Regions from separate parts of the Homo sapiens genome. Here all the other regions are linked to region 1. A link is a loop called in an ENCODE intact Hi-C map of the cell type or tissue named here. Cell type or tissue: dorsolateral prefrontal cortex. All regions are shown on one strand. Region 1 has its middle 19 kb from the start of CORO2B. Region 2 has its middle 71 kb from the start of MIR4312. Region 3 has its middle 24 kb from the start of CLN6. Region 4 overlaps CORO2B (coronin 2B).

What was found. Hi-C counts contacts between places; a loop is a spot of excess contacts. Peaks named below come from ENCODE experiments on the same cell type or tissue, not always from the same donor. Only the 100,000 strongest peaks of a DNase experiment are listed, where the experiment ranks them.
Region 2: a loop joins it to region 1, with 4 times the contacts of the local background. A loop is called at or near these places in 10 of 110 quality-filtered maps.
Region 3: a loop joins it to region 1, with 2.9 times the contacts of the local background. A loop is called at or near these places in 24 of 110 quality-filtered maps.
Region 4: it touches region 1 in a loop (4-fold over the local background); 5 of 110 quality-filtered maps call a loop at or near these places.

Annotation. Positions count from the first base shown.
Region 1 is chr15:68,557,568-68,561,567 of GRCh38, reverse strand. It overlaps a transcript of CORO2B not described here. Among named protein-coding and RNA genes, the nearest start is that of CORO2B, 19 kb to the left of the region's middle. In dorsolateral prefrontal cortex, CTCF peaks have their summits at 1,559 and 1,769 (motif pointing left); DNase peaks (open chromatin) are centred at 887 and 1,797; H3K4me3 peaks cover 1,659 bases; H3K27ac peaks cover 458 bases.
Region 2 is chr15:68,728,831-68,732,830 of GRCh38, reverse strand. No RefSeq gene overlaps it. Among named protein-coding and RNA genes, the nearest start is that of MIR4312, 71 kb to the left of the region's middle. In dorsolateral prefrontal cortex, CTCF peaks have their summits at 2,004 (motif pointing left) and 2,213 (motif pointing left); DNase peaks (open chromatin) are centred at 2,190 and 2,966; H3K27ac peaks cover 2,308 bases.
Region 3 is chr15:68,251,587-68,255,586 of GRCh38, reverse strand. It overlaps a transcript of CLN6 not described here and the pseudogene HMGN2P40. Among named protein-coding and RNA genes, the nearest start is that of CLN6, 24 kb to the right of the region's middle. In dorsolateral prefrontal cortex, CTCF peaks have their summits at 2,272 and 2,476; a DNase peak (open chromatin) is centred at 2,480; H3K4me3 peaks cover 653 bases.
Region 4 is chr15:68,633,443-68,637,442 of GRCh38, reverse strand. All of the region lies in intron 1 of CORO2B (coronin 2B), which reads right to left. Among named protein-coding and RNA genes, the nearest start is that of CORO2B, 56 kb to the right of the region's middle. In dorsolateral prefrontal cortex, a CTCF peak has its summit at 2,054; a DNase peak (open chromatin) is centred at 2,082; H3K27ac peaks cover 3,148 bases.

The sequences.
Region 1 (4,000 bases):
CTGCCTCCCTCCCTGCAGCAAGATTGAGGGAGGAGGGGCAGGCCTGGTTTCCTTGACAACCGGGGACCCTCTACCTGTCCCGCTGGGCCCCAGTTAGCTGGAAGGGGAAGGCGCTGGGAGGCAGTGTTGGCTTGTCCAGGTGCTTGCTCTGAGTGGGGCTGGGGGTGAGGGCAGGGGAGAGTCGGGGAGGGAGGGATGGGTGACCATCTGGACCGGGGAGAGTGAGCTGCAGGCACTGCCCAAACGCTCCAAAATGGCAGATGGGCATCACCGTGCCTGGGAGGAGCTGGGAGGGGGGCCGCCCAGCGTGGCATATGCAGGAGCTCTTCCACTGTCCCAGCCCAGCCCTCTCCCAGCCCCTCCCCCTTATCTCCCGAGCACCCTCAGGCCTGACAGATTCTGGAAAAAAACCCTCTTCAAGCTCCCTTTCCTGGGACCCAACCAGTATTGAGAGGCAAAGTTGTGCTGGGAGCCTGGGGGACGCGGGGTGGAGGGAACATAAATCCCTCAACAACCACCAGAGCTCTATGCTCTCTGTGTGCCATTCCTTTGGGGGAAATATGGCCCCTCCTAAATTCCCATTTTGGATCCTATCCCTGGAGGCGCTAGGGAAAATTACCCGGGCTGTGCCATGGGAAACCCAGAAGAGTGGTGCTAATTTGCACAAGTCCCCACAAGATCGTGAGGAGAGCTGCGGTTCTGCTTCCTCTGGTCCCCTCGGGTTGTGCAGGCTTTTCCCTCGTACAGAATCCACTAGTAAGATCACTGGCTTATGCCTAGCACCCTGCCCTCAAGGTCCTGAAAGCTGGCCCTGAAAGGCAGGAGTCTAGGGAGCACAGCTGGAGAGCGGCCCTGACCAGCAAGGAGCAGAGAGGAGGAAGATGGGTTGTATGTGGAGGACAGTGCTTAGAGAGACAGGAGGCTGCACACTGCCGGCTGCTGGTGTTTCCCTTCAAGAAAGAACCTGCAGGCTGGGCGCGGTGGCTCAGGCCTGTCATCCTAACACTTTGGGAAACGGAGGCAGGAAGATCACTTGAGGCCAGGAGTTCAGGACCAGCCTGGGCAATATATTGAGACCCCGTTTCTACAAAAAAAATTGTCTTTAATTAGCTGGGCATGGTGGCATGCACCTGTAGTCCCAGCTACTCCAGACACTGGGGTGGGAGGATCGCTTGAGCCCAGGAGTTTGAGGCTGCAGTGAGCCATGATTGCACCACTGCACTCCAGCCTGGGTGACAGAGCGAGAACCTGTCTCAGAAGAAAAAAAAAAATAAAGAAAGAAAGAAAAAGAAAAAAAAGAACGAAAAAGAAAAAAGAAAGAGAAAGAAAGGAAGAAAACAATGAATGAACTTGCAGACCAGCTGTAGGGAGCACAGTTAGCAGCCTCCAGCACCTCCTGTCTTTCACATTCAATATCCGGATCTTCCCAGGCAGCCCCCAGCCAATGCCTGAGCACTGCACGGGTGCAAGTGCCCGGCCACGTCATCCCATTGCGGGACTCTTCAAATCGGCAGTCTCCACCGGGATCTCCCTGCTGGGCTGGCAGAGACTTGGTCAGATCTGCATTGCCGTCTGAGGCTCTCCCCGCCAGTCGTCCTTACACAGGTTTAAATCCCCAACAAACTTCTTGCACTCCTAACGCCATCTCAGCGTCTGCTTACCAGAGGACCCCAACCGGCACACATGCCAAGAGCCACACGCCTTGTGCTCTCCGTGCGCGCGCGTTTGCGGGAGACCTGCTGGTCCTGGAGCGCCGCAGCTCCGAGGAAGGATGCGGGCCGCGCCCCCTGGTGGGCACGCCGTGGAGCTGCACGTGGAGCGGTCTCGGGCGCCGCAGCCTCACCGACAGTCCCCCTGGGAGAACCCCAGAGAGCACTGCACCAACCGGAAAACCGGAAACGGAGGCCCAGACAGGGAAAGGGTTAGGGAAAGAAAAAGTCTGGGGGCCTCTTACCATCAGCACGCTTGTTCCGTCTGCTCCCCGTCTGGTCCCTGCAGCTCTTCCAGCGGGCCGGCTTGGCACGGTCAACTTCGCCCTCCCCGCTACCCCCTCACCACCCCGCTGACGCTCCCTTCTCCGTTCCCAGACTCAAGACTGGGGCAGGGATTCTGCTTGTATGAGTGCTCCAAACCATTCAGACGCAAGGGGTCTTCTGACCGCACTTTAAGAACGATTGACCAGAACTTCTAAAATGGATGTCTCGGAGGCTTTTAATTCTCCGGGAATGAGAGAGTCCCAAACTCTCTGAAGGCTGTCTCTCTTCCTGCCAGTGGACGGGGGAATTAACCGGCTGATTATTTTTTCTTATGCAAATGCTCTTTGCAAAACAAAGCCCAGGGTAATTTCTACATCAGATTTTTAATGAAATGCGCTGCCGCTTTGAAGTAGCACTGACGCCACTGAGTCAGGTCTGCTCCCTGCCCCCGTGGGGTGCCGGCCGCTCTCCTGGCAACGCCCAGCCACACTTCGCGCATTTCTAGGTATTTACCCCTCCCAAGCAGGAAGAACGGCGCCTAGCGCGTGGTAGGATCTCCGAACATATTTACTGACTAAAACTGAAGATGGTAAAGTAGGGAAAGACAGACACGCTCATTCCTGCGTGGCCGGCGTGGGTCACCTCTTCACCCACTATCGCATTTTATTTCTCACAACACCTCCCCGCGGTGTGTACTAAGACCTGGAGATGAAGGAACTGAGGCCAGAGAGGGGAAGTAACTTGGCCAATGTTACCCAGCCAGTCAAGGCAGGGCTTTGGCTTGCCCTGAGATCCACCTGGCTCCTTGCACCTCTCCTGCAGCCTCCACAAAGGCCTAGAAAGGAGGTGGGTGACCCCGTGTCCACACTCCCCTATTATATCGCAGACCACATCTGTCTGGAGTCAAGGGGGAGAGAGGCCAGTGCGGTGGCTCATGCTTGTAATCCCAGCACTTTGAGAGACTGGGGTGAGAGACTTGCTTGAGCCCAGGAATTTGAAACCAGCCCGAGCAACAACGTAAGATCTCATTTCTACAAAAAATAATAAGTTACCTGGGGGAATGGTGACGCATGCCTGTGGTCCCAGCTGCTCAGGAGGCTGAGGCAGGAAGGAGGATTTCTTAATCATGGGAGGTCACTGAGGCTGCAGTGAGCTGTGATTGTGCCACTGCACTCCAGCCTGGTTAACAAAGCGAGACCCTGTCTTAAAAAAAAAATGGTGAGGGGGAAGGGAGTTTTTGCTCTCCTCTCCAACCCCACCTTCCCAGCCATTCAGGGTTCCAGCAGGACCCCTGGGCCTGCCAGGCAGGGGCAGCAGCAGACAGCTTCCGGAGAAGCTGGGCTTGGATGTAGAGATGTTTGATGCCTTGGGGGCTCACCAGCCCCGCTGTGTAGTCCTGCAGCGGGTCAGAACACCAACCTCACCTGTCAACTTCTTATCTGCCCTCCGCCAGGCTGGCCCAGCTCACTGACTCAGCCCTACTGAAGCCTCTCTGCCCGCACCCACCCTCCCTGCCATTCCACTGCCAGGCTGCCCTGCCTGCCATTGGGTTAAGGGATCCCCTAACTGTGCCCCAAAGGCCTATCACAGTGCCCAGTGCCCTTCATTTACCTTAAGGTGTGTGTTGTGGCCTTCCGAAGTCTAACTGGACAGACGTAATATATTACCTGGGAGGTGTGGACTATGACCAGGACCTCATGCTGTGTAATGCTGGCAACTCTCATGCCTGTCATTTGCTGCACCCCCTCTTCCCTAACTCCTAAAGGACCATGACTAAGGCTGTGGAGTCCCAGTTAGCGTGGTGCAAACTGATGTCAGGCTGCCTGGGTTTACGTCCTGGCATTGCCACCTTGCAGCTCTGTGACCTTGGGCATTTACTTAACCTCTCTGTGCTTCAAAGGGATAATGAATGGAATGGTTACATATAAAGTGCTTAGCACAGTGTCTGGCCTGTAGTGAGGCCTCACTGCTGCTCTGGTTAGGATGCTGCCCTTCCCTTTGTGAAGCTGGGTATACCCAAGGCA
Region 2 (4,000 bases), 170 kb before region 1:
AGTTTAGGGATTGGGGCCACCTTGAGTGGAGTGGGAGGAGATCAGTGGGTGGGACCAGACCAGGAGGGATCAGGTAGGTAGGGCAGAGTCAGCAACAAGAGGATCAGGGAAAGGCTGAGCATCTGCTGCCACAGTGGACTGTGCTGGGATCCCTGTGAGGCATGCCTCGCATTGTGGGGCTGTGTGGTGGTGGCTGGGCCTTCTGGTCAGGACTCCACCTGTCAAGTGTACAATGGAAGTGACACCTGGCCAGCCCTGTCTGCTCACCCCATCCAACTGCCCTCCAAAGGGGCAGAGGTGATGTGGGAGGAAAAGCCCTAGCACCCATACCTGGTGAACTGAACAGAATAAGCTTGAGATTTCATCCCAAGGGACACAGTCGTGGCAAATCCTAAACCTTTACATACATTTAAAATGTCTTTAAAATTAAAGAATACCTTCTTCTCTTATCCTGTTACCCTGAAGATAATCACTGCTAATTATCTCAGTCCTTCCAGACATTTCTCTCTGCATTGAATATGAATTTTAATTATAAACCAGACTGGAACCTCTCTGAGACCAAGAACTACATCTTATTCTAGCACCTAGGACAATACCCGATGCAGAAAAGGCATTTGATAAATATTTGATAAAATAATTTTGAATGAAAACTGTCTCAAAATTCCAGTAGGCAAAGAAAAATAAGCTGTTTTCATTATTTCATTATTATAAATGACTTTCAGAGAGCTATGTGAATTTCAGGCCGGTGGGGGATAAGTTAGAATGGGAGACGGCTGGTGGGTGGGGGATTTAGAATCACTTGAATCACACTGCTAAGAAGTTCTAGGGCCTGCCAGGTCTTTCAGTGATTAAAAAAGCCCAACAAGCTTTCTCTTTTCTTTCTTCCTCTCTCCTTCCTTTCTTCCAATAGAGATGAGGTCTCACTATGTTGACCGGGCTGGTCTGGAACTCCTGGCCTCAAGCAATCCTCCCACCTTGGCTTCCCAAAGTGCTGGGATTACTGGGATCATAGGCATGAGCCACCTCGCCCCGGCATCCAACATGCTTTCTAAGACCAGCCCTTCCTCTCTCAGGTAGCCAAAGGAACATTCGTTAAGAAAGGTGTGGCCAGCACTGCTGTTGTTGGTTTACAAGGGGATTAGAGAACACGATCCCTATCTTTGGGGAGTGCCCCATTAGACAGCAGGGGGTGGGTCATCCCTGTCCCAGCTCTGGTTCCATTTCTGAGTTCTCCTAACCTGCCTCTTCCTCCCTCTTCCCTGTTGCCTCCCTATCCCCTCCTCCCACCCACCCCTGGGATCAAGGTCAGTTCCTTATCTCAGCAAGCTCTCTTAATTCTGCCATAACTACTGCCCCAGGCTGGGCCACTCCTATCTCCTACCTGGACAACCCACCAGCCCCCACCGTTTCCCGGCTTGTGTTGCCCTCCAATCCCTTCCCTTGAAGTAGCCAGAGGGAGGTGTCCACTCCTGATTCAAGCCCTTCCTTAGCTCCTCATGGCCTGGGGTGGAGTCCAGCCTTCCAGGGCAAAAATTCAGGGCTTCCCGGGTCTGGCCTTGGCCTCTTCCTCTGTGTCCTGGGCTGCTCCCGTGCTTGGGAAGCAGAGACCCTGGACGACTGGTCCTGTTTGTCTCATCAGGAGCTTCCTGGAGGCTGCGTGGGCTGCAGCAGCGAGCCCCAGGCTGGGCTGGGCCGGACTTGGCCGAGTGCAGATGTCTGGCCTGGACACCTGGTCCCTCCACCCCTAGTTTTTTGCCCCCCTTCACTTTCCAGCTCTTCCTTCTACCACCCCCTCAGCCCAAGCCTCATTAAACGCAGACTCTCCAGGCAGAAAGGGCCCCATCCCTGTCACTATTCCTGTAGGGAAACTGCTCAAGATCACAGAGCAGGTCAGAGGCTGCCTGGGTGGGGTGAGAACAACCAGACCAAGCCTCTTTCCTGTGCTTCAAGGAAGACTAGGCAGGGTCTCCACAGCCCCGTAGGGAGGAAGGTGAGGTGCGTGCCCTCCTCTGGCTGTGCCTTGGAAACAGTTGGTCCCTGGGCTGCCCTCCTTCAAGCCTCCCTTCTCCACCTGGGGTGCTTTGATTCCTGGCTGTTGTGTGCGCCTGCTTTGCCATGAGGCCTCAGTGCCTATGGTTGGATCATTAATTCTGGAGTGAGTGGGAGGTGCAAAAGGGACCCAGTTTAGAAAAAATGGGCTTGATAGGAAGGCCAGAATCTGCCACCTGCTGGCTGGATTCAAGTTTCTACAAACTCCTGGTCTTTGAATCTTGCTGTCATCACTGTGACCTTGCTCAGTGTCCCTACCTCCCTCCTCTCATTCGAGGCCCACCGTCTTTCATTGTTCCCGTGTCCCCTTCGCTGGATCCATTCTCCCGATTCATACCAGCATCCCAATCCCAGGGGGATTTGCACATGGAGATGGTTCTGGCAAGGGCAATGCTTAACCCAAAGAAACTATGTGCTAATGGGGGGATTCTGGGCAGTGTGACAAGCCAGATGCAAGGGAGGGGCTCTGGGACAGGAGCTTGCTAGAACTACTCTCACCCGATCTCTAGACACTCACCTTTCTCTGAGTAAGGCTGACCCATTTGTGCTTGTTACTGAATTAAAATTCCAAGGAAAGACAGGCTGCAGGTTGTTCCCAAATAGGAAACACACATACACAGAGAATGAGGAGCCTCTGCCAACATTCCAGGCAGGCCTCTTCCCCTCCCTGCACCATAGCCCTACAGTCCCTGTGCAGGCTGACCAGGGGGAGGAGAAGGATCTGGTAATGTTTCCTGTGGCCGAGGTAAGTGCCTCTGCTCCAGGCAGCCCCCATCACGGCAGCCCTTCCAAGCAGGAAGGCTGGGGGGGCGGGGGCCGGGAGGTGGGGGTGTTTTCAACATGAAGTCATTTCCCACAGTGAAGAAGCAGCCACGTTCTGCACGGTCCACTGGCAGTCTGGGATGTTTGCCCAGCACCAGGAGAGAGTCTAAAAATGCCCAAGCCCATCTTGGGATCTCAGGAGGCTGGCTGGAAGACAACCCAGGAGTCGTCCAATCCCAGAACAAACTGCCCACTCCACACTGAACCCAGCCTAGGATAAAGCTCATCCCAGCCTCCAAGGGCTCCAGGTCCTGCTGGATGATATGATGCCTATACATAGACCACTGGCTGGAGCCCCTCAAGAGCAGGGCTTGTTCTTTCTCATGTCATGGTTCCCAGCACCTGGTCCTAAATAGATGCAGCTACTTGGTATGTGTTAAACTGAGTTGAAAATTCGATTAGGTGTCAGGGGTAGGATAAAGAGTTGTAGGCACGTGCAGGAGGATACTCTTGCTGATGGTAAAGGCATTAGGGACATCTCCGTAGAAGAGAAGGGTCTGAAGTTTAGCTTAAGGTATCCTTACTTGGAGAAAAGAAGGGAGCAGACACCTGGTAGGGAGCATGGCAGTGGGGACAGGTTCAAAGAGCCATGAATGGCACTCTCCTACATCATTATGATAATTAAAGCAATGTGTTGGGCTAGGCAGTGTAATTCGCAGTGTGTAATGGGCAGAGGGGCCAGCGTAACAGACTAGTCATGGAATATATAACATATGAAGAAATTAAGGATACACAGCCAGCCAATGGGGAATTGATGAGTTATTCAACAAATGCAGTTGGGAAAATGGGCTAGTGGGGAGACAGAAAGCAAGTTCGAGCCCGACCTTAGACAGTGTACCATAATAAGTAATGATAAACAGCCGCCCCGTTGGGCTCAGAATTGGAGATTAGGTGGGACAGAAGTACATATGAGACAGATAACCTTATCCATTCACCTGTTCCCTGAGACTCAGCAAAAGTGATTTTCTGCACCCAAGTCCTGTAGGAAGTCATTCTTTGCTTCCTTTTTCCCAATAAATTTCTTCTTTTTTTTAATCACTCGTGCTAGACAATGGGTGGTCTTGGGGATTTGTCCCATCCTCTCAACTGCTAGTGTAACGAAACCTAGGATGACACACCAGGAAGGGAC
Region 3 (4,000 bases), 310 kb after region 1:
AAAATCAGAAAGCCACTATAAAACCCAAATGAAGTCCTCATCTGATGCTCTGAACAGGGAAAGTTTAGAGTGAGGTTGATAGTTCATGTTTAGCATGTTGTTTAACAATGTTTCATGAGCTGACCCTGACTTTCAGGAAGTGAAATGAAAATGGCAGAATTTATCTGAAGATCCACAATCTAGAAACAGAACCACTGCTTTTTTGAGGGGTTCCATCTCAGTGGCATCACTGGAAAGGCTAGATTGCCTGACACACCAGTAACCAATTATTGGGGGGGGTCAGGTCCAACAGGTGTCTGGGTTTAAGGGAGTTAAATCTATGCTGAAAGGTGGAAAGGGAGAAGAGGACATAGAAAGGAATTTGTTTTTCCGTCCCACGAGGCTTTTGTGCCAAGGGACCTTGTGTGTCAAAGTCAGGGAATCCCCCTTCCTGGGAGCCAAGGGCAAGTCTCCCAAAACTAGAAGGGAAAAGGGTTTTCCCCACATCAACCTAGCTTCGGAGACATTCTGTTAGTGACATATGCCCCTTTCCCAAAAAACACAGTGAAGTGTTCTGTGTGCTAACAACATAGCTTAAAAAAAAGGTAAAACAAAATTCTGCATTTTTGTAAAACTTGATAAAAAATAGCATTTCAAACTGTACAGTCACCAGAAGTACACAGTTATCAAAAATGCACACACTTCACTTGGCATCTGCAGCACCTTCAGCTTTCTGTGTCTGGTCTGTTTGGGCATCTCCATTTTCTGCAGGGTTATTCCCCTCCTTGCCAGCTTCAGCTTTTCCCTTTTCCCTTTTGGTACCTTCTCTCCCTTCTTTGCAGGGGCCTTTTTAGGTTTGGGCTCTGGCTTTGGAGGAGCAGGTTTAGCAGAAAACCTCGTGGATCTTCTCTGTGGTTTGTCCTTCATCTTGGTTTTATCTCCTTTAGCATCACCTTCAGCCTTTCTCCTGGGCACGGTGGTGGCGGCAACGGCGGCGGGACATAGGCGCTGGGAGCGTGGCTTTGATCTGTCCTGGGGTCGTTCTCACCTCTTTTTCACACTGCTCAAAATATTATCATTTCAACATGTAATCAACATTAAAATTTATTAAGAGACATTTGACCTTTTTTCATACTAAGTCTTCAAACTCCAGTGTGTATTTCATACTTACAGCACATCTTATTTCAAGTGCTCCCTTGCCACGTGTGTCTAGTGCTATGGTAGCAGACAGGGCAAGTCTAGAGAGTGAAGCTGCAAGTGGGTGGCTCACCACCATCCAACTTAAGAACGAGAACATTACCTGCTCATGCATCCACCTGTATGCTCCCTATGCCCCTTTCGTATCGTGCTCTCTCTCCTCACCAGAGATAATACTGGCTTGAATTTCATGTCGACCATTTTCTTGATTTTTAAAAAAATATGTAGTTTTGGCCGGGCGCGGTGGCTCACGCCTGTAATCCCAGCACTTTGGGAGGCCGAGACGGGCGGATCACGAGGTCAGGAGATCGAGACCATCCTGGCTAACACGGTGAAACCCCATCTCTACTAAAAATACAAAAAAAATTAGCCGGGCGCGGTGGTGGGCGCCTGTAGTCCCAGCTGCTCGGGAGGCTGAGGCAGGAGATTGGCGTGAACCCGGGAGGCGGAGCTTGCAGTGAGCCACTGCAAGCGGAGTTTGCGCCACTGCACTCCAGCCTGGGCGACAGAGCGAGACTCTGTCTCAAAAAAAAAAAAAAATGTAGTTTTATCATAGGCATAGGTATTACCAAAGAAGATATTGTTTAGTTTACTTGAGATTTATAGAAGTTAGACTTTATGCTGTTTGTGTGTCGCCACTGGTGGCATAATATCGGCGGCTAAAAAAGAAGTATCTGCCGACATTTGTGTCACTGTCACATCAATCACATCATGTGAACAAGCTATTTGGCACCAGACTTTCTGTGAGTGATTTTGATGACTATTGCATTGCTATTTTAACATTGATTGTTACTAAATTTTAAGTATTACTTTATATATTGCAATAGTGTCATCAGACATTATTAAACAGTGGTTCTAATGCTAGTGGTGAAAAACACAGCTCCAAAATGTTAGACATAAAAGTGCAAGTTAGATGTGTCAATTGCCATGAGGGACTGTCCTCCCGCTCCATGTTATTAATTTAGGAATGAATGCCTTGGGAAATATTGGAACATTCTGAGAAATAAAACTCAGCATTCAAACAGAAACACTTCTAAGTTTGCAAAAATAGTTACATAACCAGGCAGAAAGAAAGGAAAAATAAAAACAAAAAACCCGGTCACGTGGCTGCAAGATCCATGCCACAGTGATGTACGCCTGAGATGCTGTGGTTGTGCATTTAAACACTCTGAGCACATCAAGCCCTATTTTATATGTATCCGCATGGGGAAATTAGAATGCTGCTAGAAAGCTATTAGGTACATGTCCATTTACACCAGCCTTTCCCATTCAGGATTTATTTCACTAAGGTGCTAGCCTGCCATGTAGTGGCGAAAGAGGGAAACTACAGCTCTCTTAAAAACTATAGTATTTGATACATCAAAAGAACAAATGCAACATGAAATGAAGACTTAGAAACTCGCCATTCAACTTAAGAACTAGAACACTGCCTATTCATGCATCCACCTGTATTCCCCTTTCCTGTCTTGCTCTACCTCCTCACCAGAGGTAATACTAGCTTGAGTTTCAGATTGACTATATTCTTGATTTTTAAAAATATGTAGTTTTATCATAGGCATAGATATAACTAAACAAGATATTGTTTAGTTTACTTGTTTGAGCTTTATGCAAGTTTGACTTTATTTAGTTTTCCACAGTTTGCCTTTTTCATACATTATATTTGACCAGGTTGATGTGTGTAGCTATAGTACATGCACTCTGTGAATATATCACTATTTTTCCATTTTCCTATCAGTAGACATTTGGTAGACCCCAATTTTTGGTAAATAGTACTGCACTGAATATTGTTATGCTTGTGCAAGAACTTCCCTGCAATATATCCAGTTCAATTTTACAAAATATTGCCAAAGTGTTTTTCAAGATTGTACCAATTTACACAATATTGGTGGTATAAAAGAGGTTCCACTGATACATATCTTCACCAGTACTTGCTACTAAATTTGTTAATTTTTGCCAATAGAGTTGGAATAAAATGCTTATTGTGGCATTTATTTATATTTACCTGATTGTCAATGAGGTTGAGCATCTTTTCATGTTTGTTGGTAATTTATGCTTCCTTTTTTGGTAAAGTGCCTATTCATGTATTTTGCTCATCTTCCTACTGGTTTGTCTTTTTCTTATTTTAAGATTCACACAAGACCGGGTGTGGTGGCTCACGCCTGTAATCCCAGCACTTTGGGAGGGCAAGATGGGTGGATAACCTGAGGTTGGGAGTTCAAAACGAGCCAGACCAACATGGAGAAACACTATCTCTACTAAAAATACAAAATTAGCTGGGCGTGGTGGTGCCTGCCTGTACATCCCAGCTACTCGGGAGGCTGAGGCAGGAGAATCGCTTGAACCCGGAAGGCGGAGGTTGCGGTGAGCCGAGATCACGCCACTGCACTCTAGCCTGGGCGACAGACCAAGACTCCGTCTCAAAAAAAAAAAAAAAAAAAAAAAAGATTCACACATACACACACACACATACACACGCACATGCTAGATCTTTTTGTCAGTTCTACATGTCACAAATACCTTCTTCCAGTTTTGCATTTTTGCAGTTAACAACCTTGCTGGACTCTCTTATTAATTCTAATAATTTGTCTGAACATTCTTTTGAGGTTTTCTATATATGCAATTATATTACCTACAAATAATGACAGTACTGTTTTCTGTCTTACCCTTCACCTTATTGACTAGAAGGGGTGATAGCAGACATCTTTGCCTTATTCTGTTTGTTTGTTTGTTTGTTTTGAGACAGTGTCTCACTGTGTCACCCAGGCTGGAGTGCAGTGGGGCGATCTTGGTTCACTGCAACCTCCAACCCCCAGGCTCAAGCGAT
Region 4 (4,000 bases), 76 kb before region 1:
CATCTCATCCAAAGCATTCTGGGTCGTGAGCGAGAGCTGATCATCTGTTCCCCCTCCACCCGGGAAAGGTGGACACACAGGAGGAACACAGCACATGTTTCCATACTGGAGGAGCAGAGGGAACCAGCCTACAGTCCCGAGGGGCTCGCCAGCCTGGGCAGTAATTCCCAGTGGACTCCAGGCTTCAGTGTCCTCCTTTGTAAAATGAGAAAGCCAAACAGACAATGGGAGGTGCATGGACTGTGCCATTTCTCTCAGCATAGCGTCTCTCAGACCCCTGCCCTGACCATTTCCAAACTTGGTTATGCATCAGAATCATGTGAGGAGTGTGTCGTGAAGGCATGTATCTGTGGAACCAACATTTGGGAGTATCTGCTCTTGCCTGTGCACCTTAGAGTAGGCTAAAACTGCACTGTCCTGTATGGTAGCTACTAGCCACATGCAGCTGCTTAAATTCAGATTAATTAAAATTAAATTGAAAACTCCTCCTCAGTTAGACTAACCACATATCAAGTGCTCAATAGGCACATGTGGCTAGTGGCTACCATATGGCACAGCAGAGATTACAGAGCATTTCCATCACTGCAGTGTGTTGCATTGGACAGCACTGGGAGAAAAGACATCAATTAGCTCCTAAAAGTCATCAGTTAGCTACTAAAAGTCCTAAATCCTGGAAGAAAAGAATCAATCCAAACCTCCACACCTGGAAGTTCCTGGGTGGGGTGTACAGGGACTTAGGAAGGCCATGATCTGGAGTCACTCCACTGTCTTTCTCTGCATCTCTGACAAACATGGAATTCTTGGGTTCCAGGACAGTTCTCCTACCAACTCACAGGGCCCCTTGGGCAAGCCCCTCATTTTTCTCACCCAGGAAATTGGAATTCCTCCTCGCCACCCAGCTCTGTCCTGCCTCCCTCATGCTATCAGGGAGTGGATCTAAGCCAAGTGGGAACAGGCAGGGCTGGGATGGCGCCTTCTCAACAGTCTCTAGAGGGGAGGATACGCAGCATGCATCCACCACCCAATGCAAGCCCAGCCAGAGACACGGTCTATTCTATACCAGGCCTCTGCCCTGAATCCCTGCAGCCTTTCCTGCTCTGGTGAACAAGGCCGGACATGTAAGGAGAAGGCTGTAGCCACCTCTGCCTCATTCTCTTCAAGACAGCTTCCTACCTCCCCTAGGATGGTCACTGGGAAGTCTTCTGAGGCCCCCAGATTCCATGCTGTGCTCCCCTTGCTCCTGGCTCATCACACTAACAGCAGCCAACGTGTGTTTAGTGCTTACGATGAGCTAAGCATTCTACATTCATTATATCCTGCATCCTTAAAATAACCCTGAGAAATAGGTACAATTATTATTCCCATTTCCAGATGCGTCTGGGTTTGTCCAGGTCACTGAAGTGGAGGAGCTGGGATCTGATTCAGAGCTGTCACCGAGGTCTCTCCTTTACTTGTCTGCTCCTCAATTATCCTGGCTGCTGTTGAGGGCAGGGACTGCACCTCATTCCTCCTTATTTTTCCAGGCTTACCACTGGGCTTAACATCATCTTGATAAATATACGAGTGAGGGAAGGAATAGGAGGGCAGAGACAAGGAAGAGCAACCCAACTCTTTGCCTCAAGGCCTACAAGAGTCCCGTTGGAGCTCCAGATCACAAACCTTGTCCATCCCCCTATTTGCAGGACCAGATCCCACAATATTCACTCTGCACAGAGAGCCAGGAAAATGAAATGTCTGCCTCCTCTGGGCCCAACTTTTCCTCCATGTGGTCCTGACACAAAAAGGCTTTCAAGGAACCGTATCCTGTCAGAGCAGAAAGGGACTCACAGGTCCACTAAATCCAGCCTCTCATTTCATAGACCCAGAGAGGAGGAGTGACTTGTCTCTGGATGACCGGTCCACACTGCAAGCTTCCTGCCCTGGGGGTGGTAGAATCTGGTGCTGCCACCCCTCCCCTGCAGGCAGATCCCATGGGAGTCTGTCTGGGCAGGCGGTGGCAGAATAGCACCCACTCAGGGAAGCATCCATGCTCCACTGGGCTTCTGAGTTCTGTGTTTCTCTGGCCAGGCAGAGAGGGGCGGTGGAGCTCAAAACACAGGCCCAACAGATGGTTTCTATTTGCAGCCACTGAGGCTGGTCTGTGCCAGACTCCTGACCTATTTTGAGGAACTGAGGGCCCTGCTGGCTCAGAGATGGCCTCCAACTTGCACCCCCTTAGCCCAAAGTCTGGCAGGGGATCAAATGGGTGGTTCAAGACCAGTGGGGAGAGGAGTGAAGGTGGAAAACCTTTGAAAATGAGGCCAGGGTGGATGGTCTGCAAGCTCGAGCTCTGGGGAACAGATCCTTGGAGTGCGAGCCCCAGGTCATCTGCCTCAGAATCACCTGAAGTGTTTGTGGAAATGCAGGCTCCCGGGCCCCACTTCCAGCCTGCAGAATCACACACTGTGGGAATGAGCTAGGAAATGTGCATTTTAACCAAGCCCACCAGGTGCTTCCTGTTTGGGATCTTTGCTGTTCAATGGACTGCCTGTGGACCAATAGCACTGGCATTACCTGGGAGCTGGTTAGAAATGGAGAATCCCAGGCCCCACCCTTGACTCAAATGAGAATCTATGGTTGAACACGGTGGTGGTCCAGGTGGTTCACATAGATGATTCAGTTGGGTATCACTCTCCAGCTCAGTGCTTCTCAAACTTGCAGGTGCATCACAATTACCCGGTGGGCTTGTGAAAACATAGATTGCTGAGGCCCACAGTTTCTGATTCAGGAAGTCGAGGGTGGGGCCCGAGAATCTGCATCCCTAACACGTTGCCAGGTGATGCTGAAGCTATTGGTCCCGGAACCAGACTTTGGTCCCTGAGTGGCATTGCAAGGAGCACTGGGCCCTCTGAAACTTCAGCTCTGTGACTTTGCATCTGTCCCTTTACCTCCCAGTTCCTCCATCAGAAAAATGGATATAATTCATATTTTTCCTAGGATAGTTATGAGGATCCAGTGAAATAATACTGTGTGTGAACATGCTTTGCTAACTGTGACTGCTCAACAAAGATTATTTTATCAGTCAATCTGCACCTTCAAAAGTGCTTTGGGTTTGCCCCTGACAACCACCCTGCCGGCCAGCGAGTGAGTAAAAGAGCTGGGCCTAATGCATCCCTCGAGGGCTTTCTTCTGCATTTCTAGACTGTCATGCACAAGATCATGCAAACACCAAGTGCTCAATAAGGGCTGGTGGAGTTAAACCCAGGACTTCTGGTTTTCAGCCCTATTCTCTGTCCACAGCAGGTCCTACTCCTCACCCCCTCCTTCATGGCCTCCGGCTTCTTGGTAGGTGAGGCTGAGCAACTTTTTTAAAAGGCTGTTTCATAGTCCAGGCCAAAGGCTGAGCCGGGGAGATGCCAGGCATAGCTGCCACTGCCGAGGCTCCCTGCCTGTGACATGCCCTGACCGACTCTCAGGATAACCGGGATCCCGTGTTCAGAGTGCCTGGCCTGGCCCCTGGCCCACAGACCAAGACGTTGCTCCCTGTCACCTGGCAATGCAGAAAAAGATGGACTGATAAACTGTCCCCAGGGGAATGTGGTAACTGGTGATGGGCCTTCCCCTTCCCAAGAGATAATCTATCTACATTACAGCCAGGGGATGGCATGGAAGAGAAGGACGATCTGCCGGCTCCGTTGTAGTATCTCTGTTAGAGTAAAAGGAAGCCCATCTCTCAGTGCCCCAAATGTGAGAAAGGAGAAGTTGAAGTTCTTTATATTGCTGCTAATCATTTTGGGTATAAAAAAGGATAGTAAATCAACTTGCCCATAAAGAAATAGATACCAGGCCTCATGCACAGAGCTTACTTGGAGATAAATTCTTTGCACTGTCCACCCTGTGCTGTCCCCAAGGAGTGAGTGTGTGTGTGTGTGTGTGTGTGTGTGTGTGTATGTTGGAGTAACCATTTCCTCTTGGACTTTGGAAACAATTCAAGGGGCCTCACCAGCTGAGGGTCTAGAAA